Regions from separate parts of the Homo sapiens genome. Here region 2 is linked to region 1. Evidence: chromatin contacts called from ENCODE Hi-C or POLR2A ChIA-PET data. All regions are on one chromosome and are shown on one strand. The core of a region is the stretch at or near the end of the contact, and the rest is flanking DNA. Distances in the headings are between cores, read along the strand shown. Region 1 has its middle 37 kb from the start of MED9. Region 2 overlaps PEMT (phosphatidylethanolamine N-methyltransferase).

Region 1 (4,278 bases), core at 791-3,290:
GGAAATCCTAATTACCCTGACATGATCATTACACATTGTACGCATGTATCAAAATATCACGTGGACCCCATAATATGATTATGTATCAATCAAAATTGTTAGCCAGGTATAGTATGGCAGTTCCTTAAAAACTTAAACATAGGCTGGGCGTTGTGGCTCACGCCTGTAATCCCAGCACTTTGGGAGGCCGAGGTGGGCGGATCACCTGAGGCCCGGAGTTCGAAACCAGCCTGACCAACATGGAGAAACCCCGTCTGTATAAAAATACAAAATTAGCCAGGCGTGGTGGTGCATGCCTGTAATCCCAGCTACTCCAGAGGCTGAGGCAGGAGAATGGCTTGAACCTGCGAGGCGGAGGTTGCTGTGAGCCAAGATTGTGCAATTGCACTCCAGCCTGGGCAACAAGAGCAAAACTCCATCTCAAAAAAAAAAAAAAAAATTAAACATAGAATCACAACATGACCCACAATTCCACTTCTGGGTATATGCCCAAAAGAATTGAAAGCAGGGACTTGAACAGACATTTGTTTATAGTTGTATTATTCAAAATAGCAAAAAGATGGGACAAGCCAAATGTTCATTAACAGATAAATATGTAAACAAGATGCAGTATATCCATACAGAAACCAGGAATAAAATTCTAAGCCCCCCTAACCAACTGAATGGACCTCCTCTTGGCCAAGGGCATTCCAAAGTTAATCTGAGGCCAGGCACGGTGGCTCATGCCTGTAATCCAAGCACTTTGGGAGGCCAAGGCGGGTGGATCACCTGAGGTCAGGAGTTTGAGGCCAGCCTGGCCAACGTGATAAAACCCCGTCTCTACTAAAAATACAAAAATTAGCCGGGCGTGGTGGCAGGCACCTGTAATCCCAGCTACTTGAGAGGCTGAGGCAGGAGAATCACTTGAACCTGGGAGGCAGAGGTTGCAGTGAGCCGAGATTGTGCCACTGCACTCCAGCCTGGGCAACAGAGAGAGACTCTGTCTCAAAAAAAAACAAAAATGAAAACAAAGTTTTTGTTTGGCGGTCCAGCCATGATGGGAATAAGGGGTCAGGCATGCCTCCTTATACCCTCCCTACTTTGAAATTCAGGCATAACTGACCAATATTAACATTAAAACAGAGACCTTAAGAGAATTTATTCTTTCTGAAGCCTGCTACCTCACCTGCATAATAAAATTCTTGGTCTCCACAACCCCTAATTTTAACCCATACACTCCCTTCTATTGATTCCAGGTCTTTAGATAAACTCTTTCAACCAACCGCCAATCAGAAAATCTTTGAATCCACCTATGACCTGGAAGCCTCCTGAGGCTGTGTCACGGGCATGTCCTTAACCTTGGCAAAATGGACTTTGAAATTGATTGAGACTTGTCTCAGATACTTTGGGTTTACACATACAATGGAATATCATTCAACTTTAAAAAGGAAGAAATTTTTAAAGGAAGAAAAAAGAAAAAGGAAGAAAATTTTGACACATGCTACAACATGGCTGAACCTTAAGGACTTCATGCTAAGTGAAATAAGCCAGTCACAAAAGAACAAATAGTAAATGTGTAATTCCACTTATATGAGGTACCTAAAGTAGTCAGATTCATAGAGACAGAGAGTAAAACAGTAACTGTCAGGGGCTGGGGGAGGACGGGATAGGGAGTTACTGTTTAATGGGTATAGAGTTTCCGTTTGGGAAGATGAAAAACATTCTGGAGATGAATGGTGGTGATGGTCCCACAACAGTGTTAATGCACGTAATGGCACTGAACTGTACACATAAAAGGGATTAAGATGGTAAATGTGTTATACATTTTTCACCACAATTGAAAGCATATATTATTTTTAATTAATTTTAGCCTGGTAATCTCTCAGTGTCACCTTGTTTTGGTGCTGCTCTATGTAGATTGTTCAACATAGTACAAAACACGACTGGAAAAGATCAATCTTGCTGACATTTACTCGGGCTTAAGATATGGCTCAAGGGCCTTGCTCTTTTGGTCTTGTGCAAACCGCCCACAGTCCACCTGCTGGCTGGATGCCCTCATTGCAGGCAAAGCACCAGGATTTCTTATAATACCACCCATAGACCCAAGTAGGATCCTGGTGGCCTCGTGGTAAGCTGTGACAGGAATGCACAAGGATCTCCTGGCTTGTTGGCTGGCATCGCTGGCCCAGTGATGTGAGGTGAAGGGATTCTTTGCTCTGACTCAGCTCAATCCCCCTGTACAAAGGGACTAGGTGGGCTTGCTGTGCTTTTGGAAGGACCAGAAAAATCTGCTTCCTTCACTCACTGGGAGCCATGTATTCTCTTTGACTTTTGTTTGCAGGAGCAAAACAAACAGATGCTTGGGGAAAACCAACCAAAAAGGGGGGAAGGGGAGGCTGGTGCTGGCTGGCAACCTTGACTCAGCGCTCGGCAGGAGGTCCATTCGGAACAGAAACCCTCACCCTGCACTTTCCTCACCCAGCCCTGAAATCACAAACAACCCCTTGGCCAGGGTCCTAATGAGCCTCTGACAAACACAGCCCGCCCTCCTGACACAGAAAAGACAATTAGACATGCACAAGTGGCCTGTGAAATGCCAGGCTGGGCACTTGAGCTCTCCATGAATGGCACCCCCTGTACCCTGGGCCTTCTCGGAAAAACATTGCTTGGGTTCCTTACGGGTGGTAATGGCTAATAATGCAGAGAGAACACCGTGTTTTGGTTTCAGGCCTTTGGCCAGGGCGGTGAGAGAGGGGTGTGTGTGTGTGTGTTTAGTGATGGTAGTGGGGTGATATTTATTTTCATTTCTCCATCATAAAGGAATTGAAGTCCTATAGCATGTCAGCAATGTCAATGTTTCAGGGTGAAATAAACAAGTAAAAGGTGTTAGCGTTCAGATGAGCTCTAGCAGCCTGTGACGTTAGGAAAATCGCCAACTCCTGGGGCCTCAGTCTTCTCATCTGTAAAATGAGGATAATAATAGAAACCACCTTCCACTCATGGTGATTGAGTGAGCCATCGCAGGTAAAGCACTCAGCCCCAGGCCTGGAACATAGGACTCATTGAACATTGGCTATTAACTTAAAAGCAAGCGTTATGCGTTTTAGTCTATTTAAGGAGCCACTTTTGAATATCTGCTTGTGAACTCCTATATGAAGTTGGCTGTGAAAACACAGAAAACACAGTCTTTATGCTCACAGAGCTTGAGGACAACCAGGGTGACAAGAAAACCATCCGGGCAGGGCCAGCTCAATGCTGGCGCGTTGGCACCAACCAGGAGACAGCTGTGGCTTGCTTTAGGTCTGTTTGTTTCTTCTAATTTGTGTTATCTTTTTTCCTTTGGTGGTGGAGGAAGGGCGGTTTCTGTAGGCCGCAGACAGCAGGGTATGGATCATTGGTCTGGTCAGGCTTTAATCAAGTGAAAATCTGCTCTTCATTTGTTTGTTACTGCTACAAAGCACATGATTTTCTTTTTTTTTTTTTTTTTTTTCCACATCTGTTTTTTTTGTTTTTGTTTTTGTTTTTTTTTAATTTATTTATTTTTTATTGATAATTCTTGGGTGTTTCTCACAGAGGGGGATTTGGCAGGGTCATAGGACAATAGTGGAGGGAAGGTCAGCAGATAAACAAGTGAACAAAGGTCTCTGGTTTTCCTAGGCAGAGGACCCTGCGGCCTTCAGCAGTGTTTGTGTCCCTGGGTACTTGAGATTAGGGAGTGGTGACGACTCTTAACGAGCATGCTGCCTTCAAGCATCTGTTTAACAAAGCACATCTTGCACCGCCCTTAATCCATTTAACCCTGAGTGGACACAGCACATGTTTCAGAGAGCACAGGGTTGGGGGTAAGGTCACAGATCAACAGGATCCCAAGGCAGAAGTTTTCTTAGTACAGAACAAAATGAAAAGTCTCCCATGTCTACTTCTTTCTACACAGACACGGCAACCATCCGATTTCTCAATCTTTTCCCCACCTTTCCCGCCTTTCTATTCCACAAAGCCGCCATTGTCATCCTGGCCCGTTCTCAATGAGCTGTTGGGCACACCTCCCAGACGGGGTGGTGGCCGGGCAGAGGGGCTCCTCACTTCCCAGTAGGGGCGGCCGGGCAGAGGCGCCCCTCACCTCCCGGACGGGGCGGCTGGCCGGGCGGGGGGCTGACCCCCCCACCTCCCTCCCGGACGGGGCGGCTGGCCTGGCAGAGGGGCTCCTCACTTCCCAGTAGGGGCGGCCAGGCAGAGGCGCCCCTCACCTCCCAGACGGGGCGGCTGGCCGGGCGGGAGGCTGACGCCCCGACCTCCCTC
Region 2 (4,278 bases), core at 633-3,132, 130 kb after region 1:
GCTCCCGCAGCTGCTTCTCCTTGGAGCCCAAACCCTTTTACACCCATTCCCTCCTGAAGGCCTTGTTGCACCTCTGAGCAAAGTGGGGCAGAGGCTGCTCCTCCAGACTCAAGGGAAGGGTTTTGTTTTGGGTCACCAAGTAGGTTAGCAGTGAAATGACACAAAAACTCATGCCTTGGAAATTGTCCATGGAATTTCATTCAGCCTCCAAAGAAGACCCAGGAATGGGGTAAAGCAAATAACACAGCCCCGCTGGGCTGCATCTCAGTTCCTGACAGTGCAGGCCTGGGGCCTGGCAGGGAGTTTTACAGGGAGAGAAAGAAGGCATGAGAAAGTGGGGAACAGCCAAGCGGGTTGTGCGTGATCCCAGTAGAGTTGGGGGTGAGTGTGCCTGGTTGCATGGCTTCCTGGGGACGCCTCAGGGTTCCTCCTCCAGGAAAGAGGGCACCCTTCACCATCCATGCCTCACAGCACCAGGCCAGGCCCGGGACATCCACAGGTGCCTCAGACCCCACCCCTAGTTTCCAAGAGCTCTCAGTCTAGGCAGGAGGCAAAACACACACTTTCAACCTCAGTTCCCGGGGCTAGGGCTCAGCACTGCCGCAGGGTTCAGGAAGGCACAGGGAGGAGGGCCCAGCCATGTCTGCACAGAGCCAGGGCTCAGGGAAGCCAGGCTGGAAGAGCCAAGGCAGCCAGGTGAAGGCGGGAAAGCTGGCGAAGGGGAGGAAGCAGAAAGTGCAAAGGCACTGAAGTACGGAGAAGAACGCGTCTGCAGAACAGTGGTGGCTCAGGTGGCCCAAGCTCTGGGAGATAAGTTTCAGGAGATGCACCCAACTGGGCGCAGGGGGGCAGGTCGCGAACGAACCTCACCAGCCATGCTTAGCCTGAAGGCCACCAGCCGGGTCCACAGAAAGGTGGAAGTAGGAGGCCCAACCTACTGGGAATGCCTAAGAAAAGGGAAAGTAACTAAGGCAGCCTGGGTCCCCTGCCTCCTCTCCTCAGTGTGGGAGGGATCCCGAGAGATGTCTACACCAAACCCTACTGCCCAGGGCCGCACGCTGCCTTTCGGTTAGGGTGATTCTGCTCACACTAGCAGTGTCCAATAGCCTTCATCATGCTGTAAATGCCAGAACCAAAAATAAATCATCCAGGGAAGACACGCTTGGGTCCCACCCAGCCATCTCTGGAGTATGAGGAACCTACAGGGAGGGATGGGCCGGCTCAGTGGAAGAGATCGGCTCAGTGGGGATCCTGCCTGCCAGGCTCCAGGTGGGAGTGCGCTCCCTCTCCCCTCCCTTTTGTTCCTGTCCATGTCACTCCCAGCCATCCTGGCACAGGCTGTGAGCTGACCCAGTTCGAGACACCTTGTTGTACACTTTGTCACCACGTTGCTCAGGCACCACAATTCTAAAGTTAGCCCTAGCCTGATAGCAGAGGCTCCCCACCAGGCCAGTGCCAGCAGCACACAGAGTAATGCTGCTGCCCAGCTCAGCTGCCATTCAGAGGCAGGCAGTGCCCCAGGGGCAGCAGGGCTGTTGCCAGCTAAAAGCCCACGTCCACTGCCTGGCTCTGAAAGATCCCACACTCATGTGCCGTGGAACGGCTTGCACTTGAGACCCAACATCAAGGGGCCAGGGGAGTGAGCGTGGGCACTGGGGACAAGGCACTGACTGTCCCCAGCCATGGAGCTGAAGCTAGACCTGCCATTCGTTCTGCAGGAGTCCAGCTGTGAGCACAGCCCAGACAGGAGCGGGGGAGAGCTAGGAGGGCCACAGTATCTTAGGTGACACTGGTCTGAAGAGACAAGAGCTGTGCTCCTAGAGCCAAGGTCTCAGTCAGGCCTGATGAGCCAGCTGGCTCTGCTCAAAGAAAAACCCTTCTTGTGCCACAGGCTCCGCCAGTAAGCCCAGCTCAGCTCAGCTTTCCCGCAAGTGCAAGAGGCCCTGGCAGAGGACGACGCTTTCTGGTCCAGAAACACTGGCTTGGAGCCCACTGGATATGCGGCCATGCCCTGGGAGCCAGATTTCTGAGCCAGATGGAAGCAAGGGTCTCAGACAGTTTGGCTCATGCCCCCATCCTAACTTCTGACACACACACACTCACACACATGCACACACTCACACACCTACACACACACACACATGCCACCATCCTTGAGCAGACAGTCCAGATTGCAGGTATGCACTTGGGGTCCTCCCTCACAAGCCCCAGGCCCACCTGTAGTCCACCTTTTGTCTACACTCATATCCCTTTCCTTGGCCTCAACTCCTGCCCACCCTGCCCCTATGACTCCTCCAAAAAGCCCACGTGGGCCAAGTGCTGCCCTGCCTATGGCCCACCATCACCTCCTCCAGCCCCCACGACCCTGTCTCCCCACGCATTACCTGGTTATGCTCTCTCCGTAACTCCTTGGTTAATAAGTTGTGAGCTTTCTTATTAACCAAATGCTGATTTTTCTATGTAACATCTAATGTCCAATCTGACCTTGTTAATCCAGTGCCAGCCCAGGAGGGCAGGGTCCCGTCCCGGCACAGAGCTGCCCCAGAGCCAGGACTTGGTAAAGCGCAGGGATTGCAGCATTTCAGAGCTAGATGGGGCCTCAGCTGAGCGTCCTCACTTTACAAATGGAGAAACCGATGCCCAGGAAGGGGATGTGAATGACAAGGGTACAGGGCCTGGGCTGATCCCATAGCACCTACAAGGTCGGCTTTCCCGGCACCTGGAGGGATCCCTTGGGGCACTCAGAAACGAGCCATAGACCGCTGGCTGGGGATCTGAAAATGGAAACTGAGGCAGCAGCAGCAGCAAACTCACACTAAGGGTGGTAGGCAGGTGAGGGAGCTGCAGGTGAGGAGGTGACTGAGGTGAGGCAGGAGCACCCACACCTTTTCTTCCTTCTCCTCCTCCTCCTCTTCCTCCTCCCAGGAGCCAGGAGAAGCACACCTCACCTTGCCCACAGCGCCACCTACCGTCTGGCCACCCTGGGGTGCAGCTGCTGCCAGTACCAGCCAGCAGGTCAAACATCCAGGCCCAGGAAACCCCAGGCCCAGCCAGCGGCCCAGCGCAGCAAGTGGACTCTCACCTCCCAGAAAGGAAAAGCTGCCTCTTCCCAAACAACTCTCCAGACTACAGTGGCCAACTGTCCTGTTCTGCCCAGGACTGACTTGGGTTCCAGGGAAAGAGACTCTCAGGCTAAAAGCAGGAAAGTCCCCGGCCAGAGGGACAGGTCAGCGTCCTGATACAGACATAAGGCCTGCTGCCCCTCTATAGGTATCCTCTGCAGGGCCAAGGGCTGGGGCTTTGGTCTGGTTGACAGTGAGTGTCAGAACACCTGTCTGCAGCTGACCTGTCAAATGCCTTTCCTCTCTGGAGCACATGTGCAGGAGCCACCCCCGGCCCAATGGAGCGAGAGGTCTTGGGCAGGGTGCACTGTGGGAGAGAGGGGCCTCAGAGGGGAGGAGCTGCACACTGACCTTGAGGATGGACTTGGGTGTCCCCAAGCAAAGACCTGCACATGAGAGCCAGGCACCCAGGGAGAGCAGAAAGCAGGGTGGCCACGCAGGGCTTGGAAGGGGACAAACAAAGGCACCAGGAAGCACCCTCCCAAGGCTGGAGGAAACCGGCGTGACCCCGTGTGCATCTGCCGTCTTGGCAGGATTCCTTACAGCTCCCCTTCAGGTTTACGGGGTCCCAGTGAGGAAGGGAAGTCAGACACAGGCAACTCTGCCTAGAAATCCTTCTAGGTTGGAAGTAGGGTTCCAACTTGCTATGTCTCCAGCAGCTTTGATGTTGGTTACATGCAACTGGTCTTCAATAAAGTTAAAATACCAAAGCATGTGCACACTTTGCTCTTGTAAATAACTGCTCAAGGCAGCTGCTGTGCCTCCCATGCTGGCTCCCTCGGGACAACACAGGGCATGGCAGGGCAGGGCAAGCAGGGGGGCTCTGGGAGCTGGAGTGGCACAGGCTGCCTATCTTATCTTCACTGGGATGCCAGGAATCGCTGAGCCTGCTACAAATGACTGCTGCTCTTTACCTCCATGCAGTGCTTTATTTCACAGAGTCGGGGTGTGCATAGAACCTGGCACAATGGAGCCTCACCTTGTCCACCAGGTGCCACTGCAGAAAACCAGTCAATGGGCAATCCACGCTCACAAAGCCAATAAACACTGCCTGGACATCCATTTCTGCCAGGCATGGTGCTGGGCACAGGCACTGAGCTACAACAGGTGCCCTACCCTCCTTGACACAGAAGGTCAGGCAGCAGCTGCCACCCGG

The links. Hi-C counts contacts between places; a loop is a spot of excess contacts on that map. ChIA-PET counts read pairs that join two places held with the same protein, here RNA polymerase II (POLR2A). Pooled maps may share reads with other maps.
Region 2: a loop to region 1 is called in a pooled map, with 3 times the contacts of the local background. The contact joins two enhancer-like sites. A Hi-C loop is called at or near these places in 3 of 50 pooled maps. POLR2A ChIA-PET finds 5 or more read pairs at or near these places in 2 of 52 experiments (HepG2 and OCI-LY7).

What each region holds. Positions count from the first base shown.
Region 1 is chr17:17,438,158-17,442,435 of GRCh38, forward strand. No RefSeq gene overlaps it. Among named protein-coding and RNA genes, the nearest start is that of MED9, 37 kb to the right of the region's middle. RefSeq lists an enhancer at 3,606-4,278. Within about 2 kb of position 2,041, at least 10 of the 41 ENCODE cell types and tissues checked have a DNase peak (open chromatin) inside an H3K27ac peak, as active enhancers do.
Region 2 is chr17:17,565,934-17,570,211 of GRCh38, forward strand. All of the region lies in intron 2 of PEMT (phosphatidylethanolamine N-methyltransferase), which reads right to left. Among named protein-coding and RNA genes, the nearest start is that of PEMT, 24 kb to the right of the region's middle. RefSeq lists enhancers at 1,222-2,111, 2,112-3,003, 3,004-3,893. Within about 2 kb of position 1,883, at least 15 of the 41 ENCODE cell types and tissues checked have a DNase peak (open chromatin) inside an H3K27ac peak, as active enhancers do.